2 separate regions of the Homo sapiens genome follow, and region 2 is linked to region 1. The links are chromatin loops, found by intact Hi-C in ENCODE. Cell type or tissue: CD4-positive, alpha-beta T cell. All regions are shown on one strand. Links, peaks and the distances in the headings refer to the core of each region. The heading gives the core; the rest is flanking DNA.

Region 1 (8,343 bases), core at 37-8,036:
ACTACAGTATACAAAGATAGCTCTCATTCCATTTTATGGCTTCATAGTATTCCACTGTGTAAATATATCATAATTTATTCACATAATCCCCTGTTGATGGATGTTTGGGTAGTTTCTAGCCCCTTGTTATTACAATGAGTGCTGTAACAAAGAGGCTTGTGTCAGACATTTGCCAGAGTATTTTTGGGATTGACTCATGGAAGTTGTATTGCTAAGTAAATGCATCTGTAATACTGGCTTTTGAGATCCTAGCCCAAGAATGCTTTCTTTTTTATTAGTTATTTTTTAAATAGCAAAATCTATCAAAACTCTTTTCACTGTAAATTGACAATTTATAGCTGTATAAATTTGTGAGGTACAAAGTGATGTTATAATGTATGAATACAATGTGGAAGAATTAAGTCAAGCTAGTTAACACATCCACAGCCTCAATAAGAATACTATCTGTGTGAGCTTTTTTCACACTACCTCTCTGTGCCTCAGTTTCTGATCTGCAAAATGGGGATAATAACAGTATTTACCTCAGGGAGTTGTTGGGAAGACTATATGGGCTAGTTGTTTTAAAGTGTTTAGAATAGACTGGGCATGGTGGCTCATGCCTGTAATCCCAGCACTTTGGGAGGCCAAGGTGGGCGGATCACTTGATGTCAGGAGTTCGAGACCAGCCTGGCCAACATAGTGAGACCCCTGTCTCTATTAAAAATGTAAAAATTAGGGCCAGGCATGGTGGCGCATGCCTGTAATCCCAGCACTTTGGGAGGCTGAGGTAGGCAGATTGTCTGAGCTTGGGAGTTCAAGACCACCTTGGGCAACAGGGTGAAACCTTGTCTCTGCTAAAAAAAATACAAAAAATTAGCTGGACATGGTGGCGGGCACCTGTAGTCCTAGCTACTTGGGAGGCTGAGGCAGGAGAATTGCTTGAACCCAGAAGGCGGAGGTTGCAGTGAGCCAAGATCACACCACCGCACTCCAGCCTGGGCGACAGAGGGAGACCCTGTCTCCAAAAAAAAAAGAAAAAAAAAAGAAAAGAAAAATTAGCCAGGCATAGTGGTGGGTGCCTATAATCCCAGCTACTTGGAAGGCTGAGGCAGGAGAATCACTTGAAGCCAGGAGGTGGAGGTTGCAGTGAGCTGAGATGGTGCCACTGCTCTCCAGCCTGTGCAACAGAGTGAGACTCCATCTCAGTAAATAAATAAATAAATAAATAAATAAATAAATAAATAAAGTGCTTAGAATTTTCCTGGTACATGGAAAATGTTCAATAAATGTTAGCTGCTTTTATTTTTATTAGCAAAGGGATAGAAAGTATGGGAATATGTGGACAGGTGGAACAGTAGAGTTAGATGCTGCTATAAGTTTTTAAGAAGGGATTCTGGAGCTCTTCCTACTGCCCCTGCAGGAAAGGGAAGAATCGAAGAACCCAGAAATGAAGTTTGAAGATTAAATGAATAGGACAAGGACTGATAGTTTAATCCTAGCATAGACAGTGGGCCCTAAGGCTCCAAATGCCCCTCTTCCCAATGCTTGAGTGCTGGCTACACACTCTGACCTGTCTAGAGACTTAGATGCACTCTGGAGGAAGAGAGGGAGGAAGCAGTCACTTGACCACATTTAACCTGAACTTATTTACAGTAAATCTCTGCCATTAGGTTGGATGGGCACTTGGGATAGAAATGAAATTCAGTTATACAAAAATAAGTTACTTTATATATTCATTTTACATGAGCTTATGGCCTATGAAATTCAACTCGTTACAATATAATTATTGACTGATAGCCTGAGGCACAAGAGGAGGGTGTGAAAGAATGGAAGGAGTGGGAGGGAATAAAAGAAATATTGGAAGGCAGCTCTTTGTTCACCTTACACATGGGGCTAGAGCTCTGATGTCCAATATGGTAGCCACTAGCTACATGAGTCCGATGACTACCAAATTGGAAAACCTAGCTATAGAAATTTTCAGCATTGCACTGTTCTATTGGACAGTGCTGGGAATGTTGATTGGCCGTGCATAGTGGGTGGCAGAGTGTAAACCCTGGTGCTGGAGGTCCATCCTGATATCCTCATTTTTGGTTCCCAATAAATGGGCTCAAACTGGTCCTCTGAAGGTCCTGGACAGCTGCTCACATCCACACGGCCATCCAAGTCTGTGTCTCAGGCTTCTGCTCCTTCCTCCTTCCTCTAGGGAGTAGCTGCCTGCAGCTCTAGCTCTTTATCCCCTTTCTTACAACCTGCTCCTCCAAAGTCATGCCCAGACTCATGTCCTGGGTCTCCTTCCCAGGCTCTCAGGAGGCTTCAGTCAAGCTGGTCTATTCGTTCTCTGTCATCTGCCTAGACTGAATTAAGGTAGCTGGCAGGCTCCCTGTAGTTGGAGGCAGACAGGGCACCCCCAGTTAGTTCCTCCTTACTCTCTGCTGGCTCATATTTCCTGTTTTTAATAGCTAGGTCCCTGGGCCTATCAAGGGGTGATACAAGGCCTGTCTCTTCCCTCCCCCACCATGCTTACTTTGAAAAGGGGGAAGTGGAACTGCTCAGTGTTCATGAGCTGGGCTAATAGCACCTTCTGTCATGCAGCCCTCCCAGCCCTGAAACCTCCAGCTCTCAGTCCTACTCAGGTTCCCACACCCACCCCACAAAAAGCCTTGTCTGAGGCTTCCTCCAGAATTGCAAGGTCTGGGGAGCTGGGTGCCACAGACCCAGAGGAAGTTTCCCTGCTCTGTTCTGTTTGTTTCTGTAGAGATGATGTGAACACCTCACTGCTATCCAAGTTTCATTCAATGAATATTTGTTGGTCATCTGGGCCTGACCCTGAGATCACCAGGGTCTACAAGGCAGATGAAAGCCCTGCTCCTTAGACATCTGCCCTAGTCGGGGAGACAGACAACAAAGAAGAAAAATGGGATCCTGGTTGAGGAGTTGGTGGGGGGCAGATTCTAATATTGGAGGTTCTTTTGGGTTGGAGGGAGCTGGGCGTGCTAGGCAGGGACAAGATGGAAAGGAGAAAGGAGGTGTATGCCTGACTGTGAGCTCCATTAAGCCAGGGACTGTGCCCTATTTGCCTTCCATTGATTCCTCAGTGATTCCTTCCATTGATTCCATTGATTCCTCCTCAGAGCGGGAGCTCATGAAGCACTGAATGAATGACCGACCAGTGCTGCTGAGATAGGCGCAAAGCTGGGGGCTTCTGAGCTGGACTTGCCTCTGTGGTCCCCATGGCTGCCCTTGTTGCATGGGGCCTGGACCCCAGCCCCAGCCCAGCCAGCTTTGCTGCCACTTGGATTCATTCTCTGCAGTTTCCAAGTCTTTCCCTGAGCTATGGCCTCCAACCTATCCCAGCTCAGGGCCGGTACGTGTCTAGGCAGCTCTATCCAGCTCTTTCCTCACTTGGCAATTTGTGAAGTGGAGACATCAAGTGGTCAGATCCTGGAACGGCAGCAGTCGAGCTGTGGACACAGAGCAAAGGCTCCCGAGCCCTCCTGCCAGGCAGAGCCCTGATGCAGCGATGATTAGTACTGGATCCACACAGAACCTTATCCTGGCTGAGCCCAGATTCCAGCCATAGAACGAACTCTAATCCTGGTCACAGACTGAGACCTCCAACTCCTAATTAGGGGTCTAAGAGGGGTACTCCTAAACAATTCCCCTAATTTTACATTTGTACTGTAATGAACTGATACAACTTTAAAAACTTTTTTTTGGAAGGTTCACATATATTCAGAATTTTCCATTCTAAACATATCCATGCAACCAATGCTCATTGCTGGCAATCCCAGACACCTTCATCTTCATACTTCCTTCTACTCGCTACCTCCCCAAGGGTAACAACTTCTATATATTTGAAATCATACTGTATATTCTTTTCTTTTTTTTGAGACAGGGTCTCATTCTGTCACCTAGGCTGGAGTGCAGTGGTATGATCTTGGCTCACTGCAACCTCTGCCTCCCAGGTTCAAGTGATTCTCGTGCCTGAGTAGCTGGGACTACATGTGTGCGCCACCACGCCCAGCTAATTTTTTGTATTTTTAGTGGAGACAGGGTTTCCATCATGTTGGCCACGCTGTGTATATTCTTTTCGGTGTCTGGCTTCTTCTGCCCAATGTCATGTTGGTGAAATTCATCCACATTGATATGCGTCCTTGTTGATTGGTTATACTTGGTGTGCACAGTCAGCCCCCCGTATCCATGGATTCTGCATCCATGGATTCAACCAGCCACAGATTAAAAACATTTTTAAAAAAGTTGCATCTATACTGAACATGTAGACTTTTTTCTTGTCATTCTTTTTTTTTTTTTTGAGACGGAGTCTTACTCTTTCACCCAGGCTAGAGTGCAGTAGTGCAATCTTGGGTCACTGCAACATCCACCTCCCAGGTTTGGGTGATTCTTCTGCCTCAGCCTCCCAGTGAGCTGGGATTACAGGCATCTGCCACCATGCCTGGCTAATTTTTGTATTTTTAGTATAGACAGGGTTTCACCATGTTGGCCAGGCTGGTCTTGAACTCCTGACCTCAGGTGACCTGCCTGCCTTGGCCTCCCAAAGTTGCTGGGATTACAGGCATAATCCACCACCCCCAGCCCTTGTCATTCTTTTCTTTTCTTTCTTTCTTTCTTCTTTTTTTTTTTTTTTTTTTGAGACAGAGTCCTGTTCTGTCACCCAGGCTGGAGTGCAGTGGTGCATCTCGGCTCACTGCAAGCTCTGCCTCCCGGGTTCGCCATTCTCCTGCCTCAGCCTCCCGAGTAGCTGGGATTACAGGAGCCCGCCACCACGCCCAGCTAATTTTTTCTATTTTTAGTAGAGACAGGGTTTCACTGTGTTAGCCAGGATGGTCTCGATCTCCTGACCTCGTGATCCGTCCGCCTCGGCCTCCGAAAGTGCTGGCATGAGCCACTGCACCCGGCATGAGCCACTGCACCCGGCCCATTATTTTCTTAAAACACAGTATAACAACTATTTACATAGCATTTACATTGTATTAGGTATTATAAGCAATCTAGAGATGATTTAAAGTTTATGGGAGGATGTGCATAGGTTATATTCAAATACAACACCATTTTATGTAAAAAACTTGAGAATTCCTGAATTTTTGTATCTGTGGGAGTCCCGGAATCAATCCCCCATGGATATTGAGGGATAGCTGTATTTTACTGTGTGAATTTATACTGCAACTTAGTTATCTATTCTATTGTCAATGAGCATTTGGGTACTTCCATTTGAAGGTTATTGTAAGTAGTGCTGCCATGGATTTTGTAGCATATGTCATTTGGTGAACAGAGCTTAGGCATCTCTGTACCTAGAAGTGGAATTGCTGGGTTATGGGTTTTGTATTGATTTAGCTTCATTAGTTGCTAATAAATAGTTTTCCGAAGTAGTTATACCGATTTACATGCCCCACTCAGGGTATGCCAATTCCAGTTGTTCCATACCATTACAGTATTCATTCTAGACTTTTTGTCTTTTCTACTGTAGACTTTCTGGATGATGTGTACTGATGATATCACTCTTGGATGGGCCTGCAATGCAGATGAGCTTATGTGCAGATGTATTGATTTTATTATTAATAAATGGAAGGGATTTTAATGGAACTGGCCCTGCTATCTTATAATTGACACTGAAAAGGGATCCAGCTCAACATTTCTAAAACCCAAATAAAAGATTTTAGTCATTTAAGCAAAAATTTGTAAATCTCTCAAATTCATAAACTCATAAGGGACTCCTTCTATCACTTAACTGCTTATTCTTAGTAACTCTTTTTTTTTTTTTTTTTTTTTGTTGGAGACAGGGTCTCACTCTGTCGCCTAGGCTGGAGCTCAATGGCAGTCTCAGCTCACTGCAGCCTCTGCCTCATGGGCTCAAGTGATTCTCCATCCTCAGCCTCCCGAGTAGCTGGGATTACAGGCATATGCCACCACGCCTGGCTGATTTTTGTATTTTTAGTAGAGATGGGGTTTCACTATGTTGGCCAGGCTGGTCTTGAACTCCTGACCTCAAGCGATCCACCCACCTTAGCCTTCCCAAGTGCTGAGATTTCAGGCATGAGCCACTGTGCCCAGCCAAAAACTCTTATCTGATCAGACATTTTGTTGCACTTAAGCTTGGAAGATTCAATAGGAAGTAATTTTTTTGCTAAATTGGGATTTAGCATTATTTGTTTTATATCTATGTGTATATATATATATATATATATATATATACATGAGTAATATACAAGAGTATACTAGTGTACTACTCTTGTAGCATATGTCCATTGGTGAACATAGGTAGGCATTTCTGTGCCTAGAAGTGTGTATATACCTACACATACATTTATATTATATTCACACACACACACACACACACACACACACACAGAGTATTAATTGAAGAGAGTTATAAGACACAGCTTTAGGAAACTAGTTGCTGAATTTTGTCTTGATCTTGCTGAGCACAGTGTTTGTTTATTTGGCCCAAAGAAGCAATGGCCCAGGGACCATTTTGGGGAGCTGCCTTCTAGATCTGCAGAAAGTATAAAATGGTTCCAAGCAAAGAAACACTGGAGTTCCCGGGGTTCCAGATCCACCTTCCACATCAGAGTCCCAATTCCCACTTTACCTGACTTGTTGGCACTGTGTCTGGGCTCCGAGGCATGGAGACCATGCAGGATGGATGAGGCAGAAATGACCAGGAGACTCTCCAGCTGCCAGTGTGCAGAAGCCTCCACAACTGGCAACCAATCAAGTATCATACTTGTAAAACAATTCTTTTTTTTTCTGAGACAGAGTTTCACCCTTGTTGCCGAGGCTGGAGTGCAGTGGTCTGATCTCGGCTCACTGCAACCTCCACCTTCCGATTTCAAGCAATTCTCCTGCCTCAGCCTCACAAGTAGCTGGGATTACAGGCGCCTGCCACCATGCCTGGCTAATTTTTGTATTTTTAGTAGAGACGGGGTTTCACCATGTTGGCCAGGCTGGTTTCGAACTCTTGACCTTGTAATCCACCTGCCTCAGCCTCCTGAAGTGCTGGGATTACAGGTGTGAGCCACCGCACCTGGCCAAAACAATTATTTTAGCTAAAAGTCATACATTTTCTCTTATTTAAATGACAGGCTGATTTTTGTCTCTGCTTACAGGAAACACATACCTTGGAAGTGGTCAACCTTCATAGTCTGAAGGAGGAAGTGGTCAAATACCAAGATCAGAACCTGGTCTATTAATCACTAGGCAGGAGTGTGTAGAGGAAGACAGACTGGGGAATGGAGACCCTGCTAGGGACCACATCAAACCCAGGTTACAATCAAACATTGGTACCTGAAAGCTGTTCTGTCTCCACCTGGAGACTTTTCACTTCTTTGCTCTGGACAGGCTTGGCTGATCCCAGCATTTAACAACATTTAACTGCATTTAACTCTCAAAGGCAATCTTGTCACCCTCATTTCTATTTCATCTCAAGGACTAACAATTTCAAGAGTAAAAAGTAAAAAATAGGGGGATGAAGAAACAGGGACAAAGGGGAAATGGGAGAAGAAAGCTAAGAGCAATCAAGGGAGAGGTTAGTGCAAGCAATGCAGTTTATAGACTCCTAGGTAGTTGGAAACCATGGGCCACAAATCTGACTCTGAGCTTCCTAGCAGCCATTGTGAAAAGGGAAATGTAATCCATCACATGATTCATAAAGCTTGTCAGGTAAAAAGCAGAACAGTTTCCCCCCAGAGAAAATGCCTATTCCTATTATTAAGATTTGGAAGAAATTTCTTCTGGGGCACACAGAGAGACACAGTGCCAGCAAGTCAGTTAAAGTGGGAATTGGGGCTCTGATGTGGAAGGTGGATCTGGAACCCCGGGAAGTCCAGTGTTTCTTTGCTTGGAACCATTTTATACTTTCTGCAGATCTAGAAGGCAGCTCCCCAAAATGGTCCCTGGGCCATTGCTTCTTTGGGCCATCTCAGGAGGTAAAGAAATGGCCTTTTGAATCACAAGTGAGCAAGGAGGTAAGAAGTCTTTCGTGGCCTGGGTTACTCCCAGCAGGTGAAGCTGGATACTGGCTGCTGTCTTTTACCCTGGACCCCGGATGGGCAACACAGGTGAATAATATCTTGCTCAGTCTGGAAAGACCCAAAGAGATAATTCACCCCTTTCCTTTATCTTCTGATGGGACATTTTGCCAAAATTCTTTCTGGACTTAGAAATGTTTTTTTGGCTCCAGAGTCCCTCTCTTGGGAGAGCAGAGGGCAGGAGATTCACAGCATCTTAAGAGTTTATAACACTAGGCCCCTGGGGCAGGCAGAAGCTTGGCCCCCAAAGATATTTTGCATCAAAACTCCCGGAACCTGCAAACACTTTAACCTTAACATGGCCCAAGGGACTTTGCAG
Region 2 (8,343 bases), core at 315-8,314, 240 kb before region 1:
CCCCCAACAGTGTAAAAGTGTTCCTATTTTTCCAGATCCTCTCTAGCACCTGTTGTTTCCTGACTTTTTAATGATTGCCATTCTAACTGGTGTGAGATGGTATCTCATTGTGGTTTTGATTTGCATTGCTCTGATAGCCAGTGATGATGAGCATTTTTTCATGTGTCTTTTGGCTGCATAAATGTCTTCTTTTGAGAAGTGTCTGTTCATATCCTTTGCCCACTTGTTGATGGGGTTGTTTTTTTCTTGTAAATTTGTTTGAGTTCTTTGTGGATTCTGGATATTAGCCCTTTGTCAGATGGGTAGATTGCAAAAATTTTCTCCCATTCTGTAGGTTGCCTGTTCACTCTGATGGTAGTTTCTTTTGCTTTGTAGAAGCTCTTCAATTAGATCCCATTTGTCAATTTTGGCTTTTGTTGCCATTGCTTTTGGTGTTTTAGACATGAAGTCCTTGCCCATGCCTATGTCCTGAATGGTATTGCCTAGGTTTTCTTCTAGGGTTTTTATGGTTTTACGTCTAACATTTAAGTCTTTAATCCATCTTGAATTAATTTTTGTATAAGGTGTAAGGAAGGGATCCAGTTTCAGCTTTCTACATATGGCTAGCCCGTTTTCCCAGCACCGTTTATTAAATAGGGAATCCTTCCCCCATTTCTTGTTTTTGTCAGGTTTGTCAAAGATCAGATGGTTGTAGATATGTGGCATTATTTCTGAGGGCTCTGTTCTGTTCCATTGGTCTACATCTCTGTTTTGGTACCAGTACCATGCTGTTTTGGTTACTGTAGCCTTGTAGTATAGTTTGAAGTCAGGTAGCATGATGCCTCCAGCTTTGTTCTTTTGGCTTAGATTGACTTGGCAATGCGGGCTCTTTTTTGGTTCCATATGACCTTTAAAGTAGTTTTTTCCAATTCTGTGAAGAAAGTCATTGGTAGCTTGATGGGGTTGGCATTGAATCTGTAAATTACCTTGGACAGTATGGCCATTATCACGATATTGATTCTTCCTACCCATGAGCATGGAATGTTCTTCCATTTGTTTGTATCCTCTTTTATTTCATTGAGCAGTGGTCTGTAGTTCTCCTTGAAGAGGTCCTTCACATCCCTTGTTAGTTGGATTCCTAGGTATTTTATTCTCTTTGAAGCAATTGTGAATGGGAGTTCACTCATGATTTGGCTCTCTGTTTGTCTGTTATTGGTGTATCGGAATGCTTGTGATTTTTGCACATTGATTTTGTATGCTGAGACTTTGCTGAAGTTGCTTATCAGCTTAAGGAGATTTTGGGCTGAGATGATGGGGTTTTCTAGATATACAATCATGTCATCTGCAAACAGGGACAATTTGACTTCCTCTTTTCCTAATTGAATACCCTTTATTTCCTTCTCCTGCCTGATTGCCCTGGCCAGAACTTCCAACACTATGTTGAATAGGAGTGGTGAGAGAGGGCATTCCTGTCTTGTGCCAGTTTTCAAAGGGAATGCTTCCAGTTTTTGCCATTCAGTATGATATTGGCTGTGGGTTTGTCATAGATAGCTCTTACTATTTTGAGATACGTCCCATCAATACCTAATTTATTGAGAGTTTTTAGCATTAAGGGCTGTTGAATTTTGTCAAAGGCCTTTTCTGCATCTATTGAGATAATCATGTGGTTTTTGTCTTTGGTTCTGTTTATATGATGGATTACATTTATTGATTTGCATATGTTGAACCAGCCTTGCATCCTAGGTATGAAGCCAACTTGGTCATGGTAGATAAGCTTTTTGATGTGCTGCTGGATTCGGTTTGCCAGTATTTTATTGAGGATTTTTGCATCGATGTTCATCAGGGATATTGGTCTAAAATTCTCTTTTTTTATTGTGTCTCTGCCAGGCTTTAGTATCAGGATAATAAAACATGTTTTCTATTCTACCTTTTTCTTGGCCATGTTTTTTAGCTATACACAGCCGGTTTTTTTGTTTGTTTGTTTTGTTGTTGTTGTTTGCCATAGAACCAACATTTTGGCACTACCCCCCACTCCCAGCCATGTGTGCACATACACACACACACACCGAGTTTGCTGCAAGTACAGCATTACAATAATTCAAAATTATAACTGTCTCTCATGGAAAAGAGGCTGCCTGCTGGTTTGGCATGGGGATAAGTGAACTAGCTGAACTATACTCATTTCCTACTAAACAATGTATAGCTGAATGCAAGTGAGAGAGACTTACAAGGACAACCTTGAACTATCTGCCAGTTTGTTCAAAACAAAACCAAAGAAACTTACCAACTCTTGTATTTCATGTCAGCAGTGACAAAGGCTTACTGAGCTCCCCAGTAGGTGCCTGGCCCTGCATGCTGCTTCTAGAATGCCAGCAGGAAGGCCTGGCCGAGCAGCCAGCTGGCTGTGGAGCCCTTATTCTAAGACTATGCTGCCACTTTCTTGTGACACTGGAGTCAAAAGCAAAAAGGGGCTTGCAGCCAGTAACCAAAGGGCTGTATTCAAGCAGTGACCTATTTTTACACTGTAATCGGGTTGGGTTTCCCTTTTTCCCTCGCGAGGCAGTAATCTCAAATTCTTCTGAGTGCTCAAGAAGCCAGTTCCCTGTTACCTTTTTGGCTTAGTTGTTTTTCACTTTGACATAGGTCACTCTTAACTTGAGGACAGGAATATCTGTCCCTTTTCCCTGATTTGAGGGTAGGAGTTGGTTTATGTGTATAAAATGGAGAGATAGGAAAACATGAACCAAGGTAAGGAGGATAGATGGCTTCTGAGGAGGAACAAAACCAGGTGAACTAGATAGACAAAGGTATTTGGGATCATAGGTCCAAGGTTCTGCCCTTTCAAACCCTAATCACACATATGAACTAATTACTTAGCTTAGTCATCAAATTTTGCTTGTGCTTCATATGTGCTGAGTGTCAGAGGCGTAGTAATAAAAAGGTAGAACTCTTGCCTCAGCCCACAGTTTTGTGGGGGAGGAATCTTGTACCCACAATTGCAATGCAGTGCCACCAGTGCAACAGGGAAGTTGGGCCCGAGTGAGGCTGTTAGATGTTGCTGGGGAGGGGGCACCAAGAAGGGTATCAGAGGAATTCCTCCTAAGCTTCTTAGTCAGACCCTTTGCTACTCCAGCCTGTCTCGCTTCCATCAGATCAGTGCCTAGTCTGTACTGCGTTTTTTGTTTGCTTGTTTGTTGCCATTTAGGTCTGTGCTATGTACAATCTGCAAGGGTGAGTTCTTCAGGTGGGATTTTCATGTCTCTTCAAGGAGACCTTTGGGACTGGAGGACAGTGTGCCACATGGCTCCATTCTTCAAAAGGTGACATGTCTTGGGACTTTATGCCTAGGATGATACATATTCCTGTCTTGTCTGCCTGGACAACTTCTTTTCATCCTTTAAGACTTGTTTTTAGCATAAGTCCTGCTCTCACAGGATGTAAGTTCTGTTCTGATGTCCTGATAGTTCTTGTCCGGTCTCTCCATTGCCTTTTTCCTCTGTTCTTGGCATGTAGAGCCTTGAGCTTCAACTCATGCTTCAGCTGATCTATTTACACCCGTATCTATCCATGTTCCCCTACTGCACTGTGAATCTCAGACACAGGGCATATGTTTTATTCACCTAGGACATACCAGTTGCTTAGCAATGGTGAGTCACATGAAGGAAGTATGTGTGTCATGTGAATGAAGTTCCCATCTGGCAACAAGATGGCTAAAGATACTGAGAGGGCTGCAAAAGATTCTTGATTGGGTCTCAAACTTTTTGAGCTCATTGAATGTCTTTTGTACTTAAAAGGATATTAGGAAGGTTTTGCAGCATAAAGCCTAGGAGGATGTAAAAAGTGGCCGGCTGGGATTTGGCAGACAGAGATCAGTAAAGAAGGGTGTATACACCACAACATAGCAGGGAGAATGTCTAAGGGAACACCCCCATTTAGGTGTTGCTTAACTTTTATATGTAATGTACTCCTGAACACAGGGCAAAATTCACATTATCTGGCAGATGTTATCATGTCTCAGCATTGCATGGTCATGTGCCAGCTAGTTGTATCAGAGTCTGAATTCAGCATTCAAAAGGTGATTGGGAAGAATCCAAGTTTGCTATAGGCAGAAGTTGAGGTTGCTTGTGTAACAGGCTTCCTGGTACCTCCTGGTAACAGGGAGAAATGCATCGCAGGTGCTTGATAAAGATGGATGTAGCGATTAAACGAACCCTAAGACCAGCCTTGTGTAAGTTTCTCCTGACTCTGTCATGGTTTGGAGCTTACATTTTGAAAAATACTGATACATATCAAGAATTTTCCAGCCGGGCGTGGTGGCTCATGCCTGTAATCCCAGCACTTTGGGAGGCCGAGGCGGGGGGATCACGAGGTCAGGAGATCGAGACTATCCTGGCTAACACGGTGAAACCCCGTCTCTACTAAAAATACAAAAAATTAGCCGGGCGAGGTGGTGGGCGCCTGTAGTCCCCCGCGGGAGGCTGAGGCAGGAGAATGGCGTGAACCCGGGAGGCGGAGCTTGCAATGAGCCGAGATTGCGCCACTGCACTCCAGCCTGGGCGACAGCGAGACTCCGTCTCAAAAAAAAAAGAAGAATTTTCCTAGATTAGAAGACAGCTATGTACACCAGAGGGTGCTGTGTTTCAATTTTCATATCTCTTTCTTTTCCACTCCTGTGGTTGTATGCTACGTGATTCATTTGAGGACTAGCCAGTTGAGAATTTGCCCTCAACAAAGGACTGTTGAAGACCTGAACACACCCTACCCACTTGCTGCTTTCCCAGCATAACAGATGAGTTCAGACATGGCTACACCACACACTCCCCAGGTCTGCTTTGCTGTATACTAGTTCTTAACCATTGAGTTCTTTGTTTAAAACTAGACCTTTTTTTTTTTTTTATGCTGCAGCGTAAGTCCATTTTCAATATTCTTTCTCTGGTGAAAATGGAGACCATCTGGTCATCATTCTCTGTGTAATAACAATGATTGAAGATGGTTATTAAGTCACCCTTCGGCCTTTTCTCTTGCCTAGGCAAAATTGTCTTCGTTTCTGTGGCCATTACCCATAAATCTCATTTTCCAACCCTTTAATCATCTTGGTGGCTTCCTTTGAAAACAACTTCAAAGGCTGTTTCACTGCCTCTATTTTGGTGGGGTCTGGGCTGTCAGCGTCTAATGGTACGGAATGTGGTTGTTTTAACCATCTAGTTTCCATAGCTAGTTTCCACATCTCCAGGCCAATCACTATCATTAACCATTAGGAGGTGCTTTACCATCTTTTCACTGTGATATACTTTATAAATATTATTGATTAATGTGTTGCTTTGACTGAATACAAATTTTAGCTTGTGAATAATTTTAGCTGTTGGCTGATAGAATTTTACACCCTTGTTTATGGCATTTGAGGTTCTTTTCTAAGCTATTTGATTCTAAGTGAATATGTTATCTCTTATTAGAGGATATGTTAATTTTCCTGCATTTTATTCATTTATTAACTTAACATCTCTGATTGCCTACCATGTGTCAGGCTCTGTACTAAGGATTGAGGACCCAAAGATGAACAAAACATGGGGCCTAATTCAAAGATTTCACAATCTGGAGAGAAAGTCAGCCACATACAAAAAAATTATAAGGTAGAATGTGCTATAAAAAATGATTTAGGTACAGTGGAAGTTTAGAAAGGCTTCACTAAAGATGTCGTATTTGAATTGGGTCTGAGCATGAATTAGTCTTCAGGTGAGGGAGGGGGTTAAAGAAAACTCTAATGAAGGAACTCTAGTATGTGTGAAGGCAAGGAGGCTGGTGTGTTTAGGTTGCAGCAAACCAAGTACAACCAGGCTTGGACTTGAGTGACTGGAAAGACAGGAAGATGCCATGCTGAGAAAAACTGCCCATGCCAAGCTGAGAAATGTTCAGCAGAAACATAAGGTGAGCTGCATATGTCATTTAAAATGTTCTAGGAGCCACATTTTTAAAAAATCAAAATTAACAAGTCAAAAAATAAAAAGCAATGGGGGGAGATTAAATGCATATTACTAAGTGAAAGAAGCCAATCCAAAAAGGCTACATACCTGTATGATTCCAACTATATGACATTCTGAAAAAGGCAAAACTATAGAGACAGTAAATGATCAGTGGTTGCCAGGAGTTAGGGAGGAGGGAGGGATGAACAGGCAGAGCACAGAAGATTTTTAGAGCAGTAGAACTATTTTGTATGATATTATAATATTGTAGATACATATCATTATAAATTTGTCCAAACCCATAGAATGTACACCAAGAGTGAACTCTAATGTAAACTGTGGACTTTGGGTGATAATGATGTGTCAGTGTAGATTGATCAGTTGTAACAAATGTACCATTCTGGTGGGGAATGTTGATAATGGAGTAGGCTATGCATGTGTGGGGCAGTGGGTATATGGGAAATATCTATACCTTCTGGTCAGTTTTGCTGTGAACTTGATCTAAAAAATAGCCTACTAAGAAACACAAGTCAAATTAATTTTAATAATACATTTTATTTAACCCAATTTATCAGAAATACTAATATTTTAACATGTAATTGATATAAAAGTTATTAACTAGATATTTTACTTTTTTTGGTACTGAGTCTTTGAAATCTGGTCTGTATTTTACATTTACAGTACATCTCAATTCACATTAGCCACATTTCAGATACTCAGTACATACATGAGTACCTATGGCTAGTGGCTGCTGTGTTGGACAGGGCAGGTCTTGAAACCTGGACTTGCCTGACTCAGAAGCCTCAATTCTCAGCCACAGTGATATCCTGCTCCCTAAGTACTATAATGATAAACACAAGAGGAGAGGAGCTTTCAGATGATCATCTAATCCCATGACGTTAGCTGTTGCTCTCCACACTGCCCGGTGGCTCCAGTCTGAAGCATCTAGGCAGTGCTGTCCAACAGAAATACAATGAGAGCCAATACGTGATAAGTGTCCTATGGGCCACATTGAAACAGTAAAAAAAAAAAATCTAAGAATATATTTAACCCAATATATGCAAAATATTATTTCAACATCTATTTAATATTAAAAATTGTTAATGAAGGCATATAGACCAATGGAGTAGAATGGAGAGACCAGAAACAAATCCTCACACATAAGGTCAAATGATTTTTTACAAGGATGCCAAGACCTTTCAATGGGAATAGGACAGTCTTTTCAACAAATGGTGCTGAGAAAACTGGCTATCTAATGGAAAATAATAGAGTTGGATCCTTACCTTACACCATATATATAAAAGTTAACTCAAAATGAATCGAAGACCTAAACAAAAGATCTAAAACTATAAAATGCTTAGAAGAAGACAGAGGAGAAAAGCTTCATGACACTTGCAAACCATATATCTAATAAAGGGGTAATATCTAGAACATATAGAGAATTTCTACAACCCAACAAAAACAGCAAAAAACCCCAGACAACCTGATTAAAATGGTCAAAGGACTTGAATAGACATTTATTCAAAGAAGATACACAAATGAATAAGCACATTAAAAATACTCAACGTTAATATAATTAGGCAATACAAATCAAAACCACAGTGAGATACAGCCTCACACCCATTAGGATGGCAACTCTGAAGAAAAAAAAAGAAAATAACAGATATTGCCATGAATGTGGAGAACTCTTGGGAACTCAGTGCACTGTTGGTGGGAATGTAAAATGGTGCAGCTGTTATGGAAAACAGTATGGCAATTCCTCAAGAAATTAAAAATAGAATCACCATGTGATTAAGCAATTCCACTTCTGGGTAGTTACCCAGAAGAGTTGATAGTAGGGACTCAAAGAGATTGTATGTCCATGTTCATAGCAACATTATTCATAATAGGCAAAAGGTAGAAGCAACCCAAGTGTTCATTGATAGATGGATAAAATGTTGTATATACATACAGGGGGATATTATTCAGCCTTTAAAAGGAAGTAAATCCTGACATATAATATGGATGAAACTTGAGGATATTATGCTAAGTTAAATTGATCAGTTATAAAAAGGCAAATACTATATGAGTCCACTTATGTAAAATACCTAGAGTAGCCAAATCTACAGAGACAGAAAGCAGAATGGTAGTTGTCAGGAGTCAGGGGTGGGCAGGAAATGGGAGTTATTGTTTAATGGGTGTAAGGTTTCAGTTTTATAAGGCAAAGAGTTCTGGAGGCAGATGGTGATGATGGTTGTACAACAATGTGACTGTGTTAATACTTAATGCTACTGAACTCTCCACCTAAAAATGATTAAGATGGTAAATTTTATGTTATGTGTATTTTACCACAATTTCTAAAAGTCCCTCTACCAAGAAAAGATGTTAAGTGCTTCCGAGACCATTAACATTTCATGTGGGAAAA

The links. A loop is a pair of places that touch in the nucleus more often than their neighbours do. Peaks named below come from ENCODE experiments on the same cell type or tissue, not always from the same donor. Only the 100,000 strongest peaks of a DNase experiment are listed, where the experiment ranks them.
Region 2: it touches region 1 in a loop (4-fold over the local background); 2 of 110 quality-filtered maps call a loop at or near these places.

Annotation. Positions count from the first base shown.
Region 1 is chr20:40,985,775-40,994,117 of GRCh38, reverse strand. All of the region lies in intron 1 of LOC100128988 (a long non-coding RNA gene), which reads right to left. Among named protein-coding and RNA genes, the nearest start is that of TOP1, 39 kb to the left of the region's middle. RefSeq lists enhancers at 2,974-3,023, 3,044-3,203, 3,264-3,353. In CD4-positive, alpha-beta T cell, for the core only: CTCF peaks have their summits at 3,162 and 3,390; DNase peaks (open chromatin) are centred at 2,487 and 3,407.
Region 2 is chr20:41,228,823-41,237,165 of GRCh38, reverse strand. All of the region lies in intron 2 of ZHX3 (zinc fingers and homeoboxes 3), which reads left to right. Among named protein-coding and RNA genes, the nearest start is that of MIR6871, 64 kb to the right of the region's middle. In CD4-positive, alpha-beta T cell, for the core only: CTCF peaks have their summits at 4,406 and 4,609 (motif pointing right); a DNase peak (open chromatin) is centred at 4,635.